Regions from separate parts of the Homo sapiens genome. Here region 1 is linked to region 2. Evidence: read pairs that join two places in POLR2A ChIA-PET (ENCODE). Cell type or tissue: PC-9. All regions are shown on one strand.

Region 1 (5,000 bases), 290 kb after region 2:
CGAAGTGCTGGGATTATAGGCATGAGCCACCACGCCCAGCCTATCTTTTGACATGCTTTCCTTAATAAGTGTAATCATTTGTAGCTTTTTATTTAAGGTGAGAGACATAATCCCTACAATAATAAACGAATAAATAAATAAAGTGAGAGATATGCAACTTTTCCTTTCACTTGGCACTTAGAGACCATTGTAGGGGTTTGTTGTTGTTGTTGTTGTTTGTTTGTTTGTTTGTTTGGGGGACAGGGTCTCACTTTATCAGCCAGGCTGGAGTGCAGTGGTGTGAACACGGCTCACTGCGGCCTTGACCTCCTGAGTTCAAGTGATCCTTCCACCTCAGCTTCCCAAGTAGCTGGGTCTACAGGTGCTCACCACAAAGCCCAGCTAATTTTTTTTTTTTTTCAGATAGTGTTTCACTCTTCTTGCCCACACTGGAGTGCAATGGTGCAATCTCAGCTTACTGCAACCTCCACCTTCTGGATTTAAGCGATTCTCTTGCCTCAGCCTCCTGAGTAGCTGGAATTACAGGTGCCCACCACCACGCCCAGCTGATTTTTGTATTTTTAGTAGAAACGGGGTTTCACCATGTTGGCCAGTCTTATCTCAAACTCCTGACCTCAGGTGATCTGCCCGCCTCAGCCTCCCAAAGTGCTGGGATTACAGGTGTGAGCCACTGCGCCTGGCCTAGCCCAGTTAATAATTTTAAATGTTTTCTAGAGACAGGGTCTCACTATGTCGCCCAAGATTATAGTAGGGTTATTCACTGGTCTAATTTCAATATTGTTGTGTCTTGGGGAACAGGGAGGACTGAGAAGACAGAAAGAGAAGTGGGAATGGTTGGTCGGTGGAGCAGTCAGAACACACACAGTATTTATCAATTAAGTTTGCCGTCTTATGTGGGCATGGTTTGTGGAGCCCTCCAAAGAGTTACAATAGTAGCACCAAAGATTGCTGACCACAAATCATCCTAACAGATATACAAACTGGGAACGAGTTTGAAATATTGCGAGAATACCAAAACGTGACACAGAGACACAAAGTGAGTATGTGCTGTTGGGAAAATGGCATGGATAGACTTGCTCCAACCTTCCATTTGTAAAAAATATAGTATCTGCGAAGTGCAATAAAGTGAAGCTCAATAAAACGAGTGTGCCTGTAAACTTTCCACTCTTCTCTCCCTAAGGCAGTTCCCGTTTCTCTCCCTTCCTCTTCTCCTTTTCTAATTCCTTATTGTCCACTGCCCCCAGTTCTCCTTCCTACTCCTGTGAACCCACTGGCTTAGAGGGAGAATCCACTATCTAGGAAATGCAAAATGCTTTTAGGAGCGTTTAGAGCCTTCCCCTGCGGAAGAATATTTGAATGTAGAGCAGGATTTAGGTAGACGTTTGACCTTCAGTGTTTCTTCCCTCACCGAGATTTTATGTTTCTGTCTTAAGGTACTGCTTCTAAGGCTCAAACAGCTTATTTGCTACAATTCCTTGTTCTCATGATTTTTGAGGGGGTTCTATTACGGGGGTGGGGAATTTTCAACATAAACCATACCTTTAAACTGAGATTGGAAAATCATTAGCTGATGTTTATTGTGTTAGTCTTTAATGATTTTACAGTATAATCTTTGACTCACACAGTTATAAATCAAAGAATACCAAGTTCAAGGATATTGATGGGAACTAGTTTGCATAATATTGCTTTGTAACCTTCACAAAAATAAAATGTAATTATTAATGTCATTATTACTGATAGTTGCTCCAAATGTGTGATTTTCCTGACTCATGTAAAAGATGAAGAACTCCAGAAATCGTTCAGTTCTTTGCCAGTGTAAGATACCAGTAACAAGCAGAGATAATTTTCTCTTTGCCAGTTCATCATAGACTCTGATCAATAGTCAGGGCCAGAAATTTAAGATGACACAATCCATTAAAAAACAAAACAAAACTGTGTATCCTCTCAATGTCAGGACAAAGTTTGGAGGCCAAAAGAAAGTTTTCTCAAAGTAAAACCTTATCACCAGTGGACACTGGTGTTTCAGGCAAAAGATGGCAGCCACTGTAGCTCATGGGGTTTGGTCCTGATGGGAGCCTGCCTGGCCTCTTTCTGTTCCATGGGTGCACCAAACCTACCACCAGAGCAACTGGGCCATGCTGCTAGGTGTATACGGTTTATCTGTTGGAATATAAAAACAGGGTAGAGTAGGGTTATCAACATTTCTGAGAGCACACCCTCATATGCATGTGATTTGTACAAATATGTCTGTTTGGCATCAAGAGATTTTATACAATAGAATACAAAAATGTAGAACTGGAGTTTGAATTCTGAGTGAAGAGAACAATGAAAAGAAAGTGACATATGCTTGAACTATTTGCTTTGCTCCAGGAGAATTTTGCTGTGCTTATGAATTTATTAAGGAATAACGTTAAATGAGTTACTAATTGTGAAGTATCAAGGCCACTGCTTGATACATAGTAGGCACTCAATAAATGTTAAACCTCCCTCCTGTTATCATATCATTGTGATTGCCAAACTTTGAAGACAAGATCTAGAATAAATTGCCACCAGGACCAGAGACACAATCAAGGGTATATAAAAATTTTGTTAAGACAGCTGCATACTCACCCTTCGGTCAGAGCTTGAGGTGTTTGATCTTGCTTTATGCAGTGTTCAGAATGAATGGCCTTTAAGATAAGTTGGCATACACTCTTAGAATTAGGTATTAGGCCAGTTCACTCAGAAATACATCCGGGGTGGACGGGTGGGTGGGTGATGTCAGAAATGATCCAAATCTTCTAGATGTTGTTTAAAATCAGTATCAGTTATGAAGCTGCCCTAGCCCAAAATAACCCCAGCATTTACCAATCTTCACAAAATAGAATTTCAGGATGGTAGCGAGGAAAGGCACATTTTTCTTTTCAAAACACTATGTTAGAGCATCAGTTATCACTATGAAGATAAATCATAGTTCATCTCCTGCATTTATCAAGGTGCCAGAAACATCACAGACACTCAGTATTTAGTAGATAAATAAATCTCAGTTTTTTTGGAATGTTTGACAGTTGATTCCAGGTAGAGATGATGGATTAAACAAATGCATGTAATTTGATTCCCTCCAGAACCCCACTAAAACCCTCAAGAACGAGGAGAGAATGAGATGAAGCAATAGCAACAGAATTTTGGAGGCCAGAGAATAGTGATAAAGGACTTAGCAGACGAGAAAACCAAATGCTAAGTTACTGGCATTGCAAAATCCTCAGGATATAGAGTGAAGATGAAGAAGGAATAAAATAAGGGAACTGGTTGGAGGCTGGGAACTACTTAAAAAGTAGTAGTACTTCTTATATGCATGCTCTCTACTCCTTTCTACTGGGTAACTGCCCCTCCTCCGTCCTAACAGATGCAGAGGTTTGTCCACTTCTTAGCCATAGCTGAAGGGGATAGGGACTCTAGAGAGAAAACTGGGATTGATTAATTAATGCAGTCATGCTAAATGCTCAGATCCTCTCACCTTCCAAGTGGAAGATTGGAAAAGCCTTCTTAAAGGAATATTACCAGCCCAAAAGGAAAAAAAAAATCCCCAAAGATAGTGATAAGAGGTAATATGGAGGAGGATAGGGTGTGGTTAGAATTCCCCAACAAAGAGCCTACCCATTTCATCTTACAGTAAAGTTCCTGGGCAACAGGTCTTCCCCAAAGCACAGGGCTTCTACTATGCAGCTTTTTGCTTTCTCACCCTTGAATACGAGCAGACAACCAGGATTACCAAACATCTTAAGAAATCCTCTAACATGAAAGGTAACAGAAAGACCTAAATTGCCAGATTGAAAGGGCCCACTAAGTACTCAGCTCAGTGAAGGGAAGCAGACCCATACAAAGCATATTATCATGAAGCTTTAGAATGCCAGGCACAAAGACAAAATACCCAAAACTTCCAAAGAGAAAAAGCACATCCAAAGAAGTAGAAATCCAGATGGCATCGGACTTCTCAACAACAACCCTGAAGCTAGAGACGGTGGGGCAATGCCTCCAAATTTCTAAAGGAAAATTATTTTCTGGGTAGAATTCTATACCCAGCCAAATTGTTCATCAAGAATAAAGGTAGAATCCAGGCATGGTGGCATGCACCAGCTGTCCTAGCCACTTAGGAGACTGAGGTGGGAGGGTCACTTGAGTCCAGGAATTCAAGGCTGCAGTGAGCTATGATTGCACAACTGTGCTCCAACCTGGGCAATAGAGCAAGAGTCTGTCTCCAAAAAAAGTTTTTTAAAAAGGAATAAAGGTGAAATATACATAAATTCTCAAGAATCTTTTCCTTTCTTAAGAAGCTAAGCTAAGATGTGCTAAATTAAAAAGATGGAGAAAATCAAGAAGGAAGAAGGTATGGATTATAGGAAAACAGAAGATCCCGCTAAGGAAATAGAAGGGAGTCCTGAGGATGATGGTCTACTAGCTGTATATCAGATGTAGAGGGCAACAACTCCAAATTAGAACAATGCAATGCCAGAAAGAAGATGCATCGGCAGAGGCTATCACTAAGATGTCAACTACCATTTTAGTACTTTTTAAAACCTGCAAATCAAATGCCTGTATGAGCCTATTCCAGGTTGCTGTTTGTATTTGATTTGCCTTATTCATGTTTTGATGGCGTTTCTCTTCTCCTACCCATCTGTTGCCCACTATGACCTACTGCCTGGATAAGCTGAGGACACTCATTAAATCCCACAGAAGTTTTCTTCTTTGATCTACTCCAGAACTGGAGATGGGCTTTGGTGAACTTAGAAGCAGAAAATACAGAGCAACCCTCTCCCTGACCATAGTCTTGCCAGATGTCCTGCACCCAGGCCACCTTCCAGTTGCTCCAACCTTAGTTAAGTTCTGTTTCCCAGATCTCACCCATAACCTTGCCCACTGATTTCCCCAGAAGTGGCTCCTATACACTTTCATGGAAGCTGAAGCCAGTTTATGGCCCAGAAATTCTACTCAGCTTATCTTCTACAAGATCTCGTTTAATA
Region 2 (5,000 bases):
GGTGAGAGCTGGGAAAATCTGTCCTGTAGCCATTGATGTGAACTCTTCCTATAGGCTGGTGAGGCCTAGAGAAATTCGGATTACACAGGATTTATGGTATCCTTATTTTGGTCATTAATTATTTAAGAAATAAACTGCTTCAATGCTTTTATATACTGCTGGAACAGCAATGACTGCTTACAGCTCAAACTAAGCATATTTCATGATTTAAGTTGATATTCATAGATTTTTATTCTTTGTTTGAAGTATTAAAAATGGAACACTGGATCAAAGCTAATAAAGCTATTTATCAAATATCACCAGTGGGTAGCTTGAAACTATATTAGAATAAAGACTTATTGGGAATTTGCAACTTTACAAACACATGCTTTCAGTAGAAACTAAAAATTTTCTTCTGAATAAATCAAATCAAGGGAGATCCCCTATTGGTTGAAAGAGAGTCTACGAAACTGGAAATGGGGAGTCTATTCAAATGAATAGCCCGCCAGTATTCTGAATGGTGGTTCTCAGAGGTTATTATGTTAAGTGAAATAAGCCAGGCACAAAAAGACAAATATCACATGTTCTCACTCATACGCGGGAGCTACAAAAGTGAATCTCATGGAAGTAAAGAGTAGAATGGTGGTTACAGAGGCTGGGAAGGGAAGGGGGAAGAAGTTAGTTAAGGGGTACAAAAATACAGCTAGATAGAGTGCTAGTATTTAATAGTACAGTAGAGAAATTACAGTTGACAATAATTTATTGTATATTTCAAAATAGCTAGAAGAAAATAATTGTAATGTTTCCAACACAAAGAAATGATAAATGCTTGACATGATAGATATCCTAATGATCCCGATTTGATTATTACACAGTGCACGCATGCATCAAAATATCATGTGTACCCCAAAAATATGTGCAACTATTATACATCAATTTTCAAAAGAAAAGAAAAAAGCAGTGGTTCTGCTGTATCTTTAAAATGAAGGATCATCCCAGAAGAAAGAATAGAAAAACAGACTGTGCTCCTCTGTCTCTGTCTTTTCATCACTCACAGGAAAAGATTAGAAATAGAATGAATGCCAGAATATCCCCACATTTCAAATATGAAAATGAATTGGCTGTCAATAGTAGAAAAATCACTTATGAATTTAGTATAGGTATTTATCATCAAACTATCTTTTCATTTATACTATATGTATTTTGTTTGAGAATTTAAATTCATGAAACTATAAAAATAATCAGAGACTAATAAATATCTGACTTCAGAGGTCCAGATTTTGCAAAGCCATCCCCCAACACAGAAGGAAAAAAAGAAAAATATATATATAATATATAAATAAAATATGTATCATATATATTATACATATTGTCCAAAATATGATATATGATATATATATATCATACATATTGTCCTCCCTGATTTTCACTATTTCCCCAACCCTTTATAACCCTGGGCCTGTTTCTTATTTTCTTGGATATCGGTCATTAAATTAAACCATCATCACTTCTAAAATAATTCTGTGACAATCAATTGATAACAAAGCATACATATTGCCCTATGCTACACTGACCATAAACACAAGCAAAACAAGGCAGTGAAGTACGATGAGCTAAGTGAAGTGCTTCTTCTGGGATGATAACCCCAACAATGCACCAATAGACAAACATCTACAAAGCAATGTTAGTGAATTCAAAAAGATCATTTGTGATTCAAAGAAGTTCTGGCCATATTTCTCCTATTCATTTTCCCCTAGGCTGGCAGGCTTTACAGGGTTTTTGTTGTTGTTGTTGTTGTTGTTGTTGTTTTCCTTTCCTCCAAACCCCTAGCTCCTATGCAAGATGAAAATGTTCCTGAAGTATACACACAGCTTCTCTTCAGGCAAAACAACCTCTATCTGAACACAACAGGCAAGACAGTTCATAAACCTGACAATGGACCAGTACTTCTGAAAAAAACTCTCTAAAAAGAATATTCAGAAATAGTATTCAATGTATTAAGCAATTAAATTTTGTCTCAACTGGGAGGTTCCAGGCACATGGCAGAGATTTGTTACCTCACTGCTTGTCAGCATTTCCTGCCTGCCTTTGGCCTATCATATGTCATATCCGTGGAGGTGGACAATTTCTCCTTGGTTTTCTGCTCACTAAAATATCCTGTCTTTGGGGGTACCTTATTTCAACTTACTTTTCTGATATTTCACCAAATGAAAGAAACTAGTATCCGTTACAAATGGATCATCATTTTGAAATGTTGGTATTTATGAGTATTTGGGTTGTAATAAAAATTGACATACAGTCATTATTTATTTATCACATAACAAATACCTTCATTAAACGCAGTCACATAATCTTCACAGCTCTACTGCCTCTCAGATCTGCAAGTTTATCATGTATATTCAAATGACTGCAGTGGCAGCAACAAACAAAAAGGACAGATTATAAATCTATTTTTTATGTCCCTTAAAATAATGTTTAAATGACTTGAAGAATAAAGATTTTTTTATTGGCTTTGCTTTTTGCACAGATTCTAAATCTGAAAAGAATTATTTTCATTAGTTTAAAATGTCCTTTCTAGAAAATTCCCTCCCTTAAAATGTGTGTTATACTTTATAGCAGGGGTGTCTAATTTTTTGGCTTCCCTGGGCCACACTGGAAGAATAATTGTCTTGGGCCACACATAAAATACACTAGCACTAATGATAGCTAAAAGAAAAAAAAATTGCAAAAAAATCTCATAATGTTTTAAGAATGTTTACAAATTTGCATTGGGCCCCATTCAAAGCTGTCCTGGGCCACATGCGGCCCGCAGGCCACAGGTTACACAACCTTGCTTTACAGCATTTCAAAACATTTTCACAAACATCACCACAGTTGATCCTCCCAATAATCTTATGAGGTGGCATACTCCAAAACCAAAACATGCTGAGTCACATCAGCAGTGCAGAAGAAGGATACCAGGAGCCAGTGGTTTCTTGCATGCCTATTATGTGCCCAACTGACTTCTGTGTATGTCCTCTCAGTTTCTCTCCTGGTGGAATCCCTCAAGCAGCACAGCAGAATTAGAAACAGAGGAAGTATTCAATTAAGAGCAACTATATTATTATTATTATCACTATCATCCTCATTAAAGAAACATGGGCCCAGAGAGTCTAGGACCAGGCAGTCAAGCCCATCTCCTAACGTCAGGTCTGGCATTTTTTTTTTTCCATTATTCCATTCAGAACTTGTGATAACATAACATTCAGGCACTTTCCTGGTATATTTATCCTCACCCACCCTAGAAATGACTATCCCTGACTTGAACATTTATGTATTTCAACCATGAGCTGATCTCTTCATCTTTATAAGGGGCAAGTCTGGGTCTCCAGAGAAGCCATTACCGATGCCATCTCTGCGGACACTTTTGTAACACAACAAACACCACTATATGAGCAGTAAAAGGGTGATCAGCACTCACCTTCTAAAGGCCACTGAACAGCCAGCAAGCAAGAGCTTCCATCACCTAGACTAAATCTGACTTGGTGACCCAGAGCTGGGAGGCTCTGCACCTCCAGATCAAGGCCAGGCTTCCAAGTACACTGAAAAAGACAGCTGGTTTTCCTACCATCAAAGAAGCAGTATTTAAGAATTTAACATTTAAATACCATCAGGCTTTACCCACTTTGGAGTAAAAGCCTGGTTTTTTTGGCACTAAAAACGGCTTTGCCAAGTTGTTCTGGATTTCATTCAGGCCTTGCTAATGCATTCTGTCATATATCAGTAGAGGCTTGATGAGGAGCTAACATAATCCTTTTAGGAAAGATAACTAATGTTCTACCCAGACTACCCAGGGTGTTTCTTTAAGATTGGATTTGTTTTCTGCTAATCCTTAAGATTAGCTACTGATGACCTAATCTAAAACTGTAAAAAGTTCAAAAGCTCTTTTAAACTTGAAAAACTAATAGGTGATACTCTCCTGACAATTCTGTAAGGCCCTCCACAATAGGCCACTACCAGCTTTTTCACACTCATTTTGTAATCACTCTCTTTTGCAAGATGTTATGCCTGCACGGCATCACTCCTCAAAGTGGTTCTCAAACTTAGTAGTGCATCAGAATCCCCCGGAATTTGTTAAAACATGGCTTGCTGGGCCCTAACCCCAGAGTTTCTGATTCAGTAGGTCCGAGAGGAGACCAAGAATTTGCATTTCTAACTAGTTTCCAGCATCACACTTTGACACCCCTGGCTTTTCCAGAGCTACCTATTTGGAAATGCTAGTGCATCCACCTGGAATGTCTTCTTCTCAGTAACCTCTACTCAAATCATGTCAAAACCCCAATGTGGACTAGGGGAAGACCAGGTCTCCTCCCTCTTCCCCCACTCTCAGCTCCACCCACCCTTATTCCCCAGGACTGGTCAAATGAAGGGTCAGGAAGTCCACTAAGGAAGGAGGAGCAGGGAGCGCATGCTGGAGGACCCTGGTAGTCCCACTTTTTCGTTTTTGCTTCCACACCACCAGAAGAGCATGTAAGAGCACAAACCCTCGCAACTCGGAGCTCCTCTCAGCCCTAGCCCTTCGCTCCTCTCTCAGCTTTGGGGCCACATTCTCTCTGGGTCCGCTTCTTGCAGTGCTGGGGTAGGGTTTCACCAGAGTAGTCAACTCCAAGATTCAGGATCTGGGTTTACCAAAAAGAAGGAAAGATGTACACCATGGTCTAACCAGGAGTTTCTAGAGTTCTGTGCAGAGATTCGGGGCTAAATCATGAGCTAATAAGGAAGCATCATTGCTTTCCTTCACAAAAACAGATGCTTCTCACAGCGTTCCAGAGAAGAAGAGGGATTGCTGGGCCAAGGCAAGATTTGGTGTTCCTGAGTCCCCTATTAAACTGCCAAATGAATGTCTTCTTAATAGCTGTGCACTTTGACTCCTAATACTCGTCCTCAAATCCCAGCCACTTCATAAAACCTTTCCCACCTGTACTTCCGTCCAAAGGACAAACCTTTGCTACCTTTCAGTTCACAGCAAATACTCATCAAAT

The links. Peaks named below come from ENCODE experiments on the same cell type or tissue, not always from the same donor. Only the 100,000 strongest peaks of a DNase experiment are listed, where the experiment ranks them.
Region 1: POLR2A ChIA-PET joins it to region 2 with 6 read pairs; 2 of 35 experiments call an interaction of 5 or more read pairs at or near these places.

Annotation. Positions count from the first base shown.
Region 1 is chr4:151,344,306-151,349,305 of GRCh38, reverse strand. No RefSeq gene overlaps it. Among named protein-coding and RNA genes, the nearest start is that of SH3D19, 21 kb to the right of the region's middle. In PC-9, no CTCF peak of the experiment used is centred here; no DNase peak of the experiment used is centred here.
Region 2 is chr4:151,639,243-151,644,242 of GRCh38, reverse strand. All of the region lies in intron 9 of FHIP1A (FHF complex subunit HOOK interacting protein 1A), which reads right to left. Among named protein-coding and RNA genes, the nearest start is that of GATB, 120 kb to the left of the region's middle. In PC-9, no CTCF peak of the experiment used is centred here; a DNase peak (open chromatin) is centred at 2,872; H3K27ac peaks cover 1,742 bases.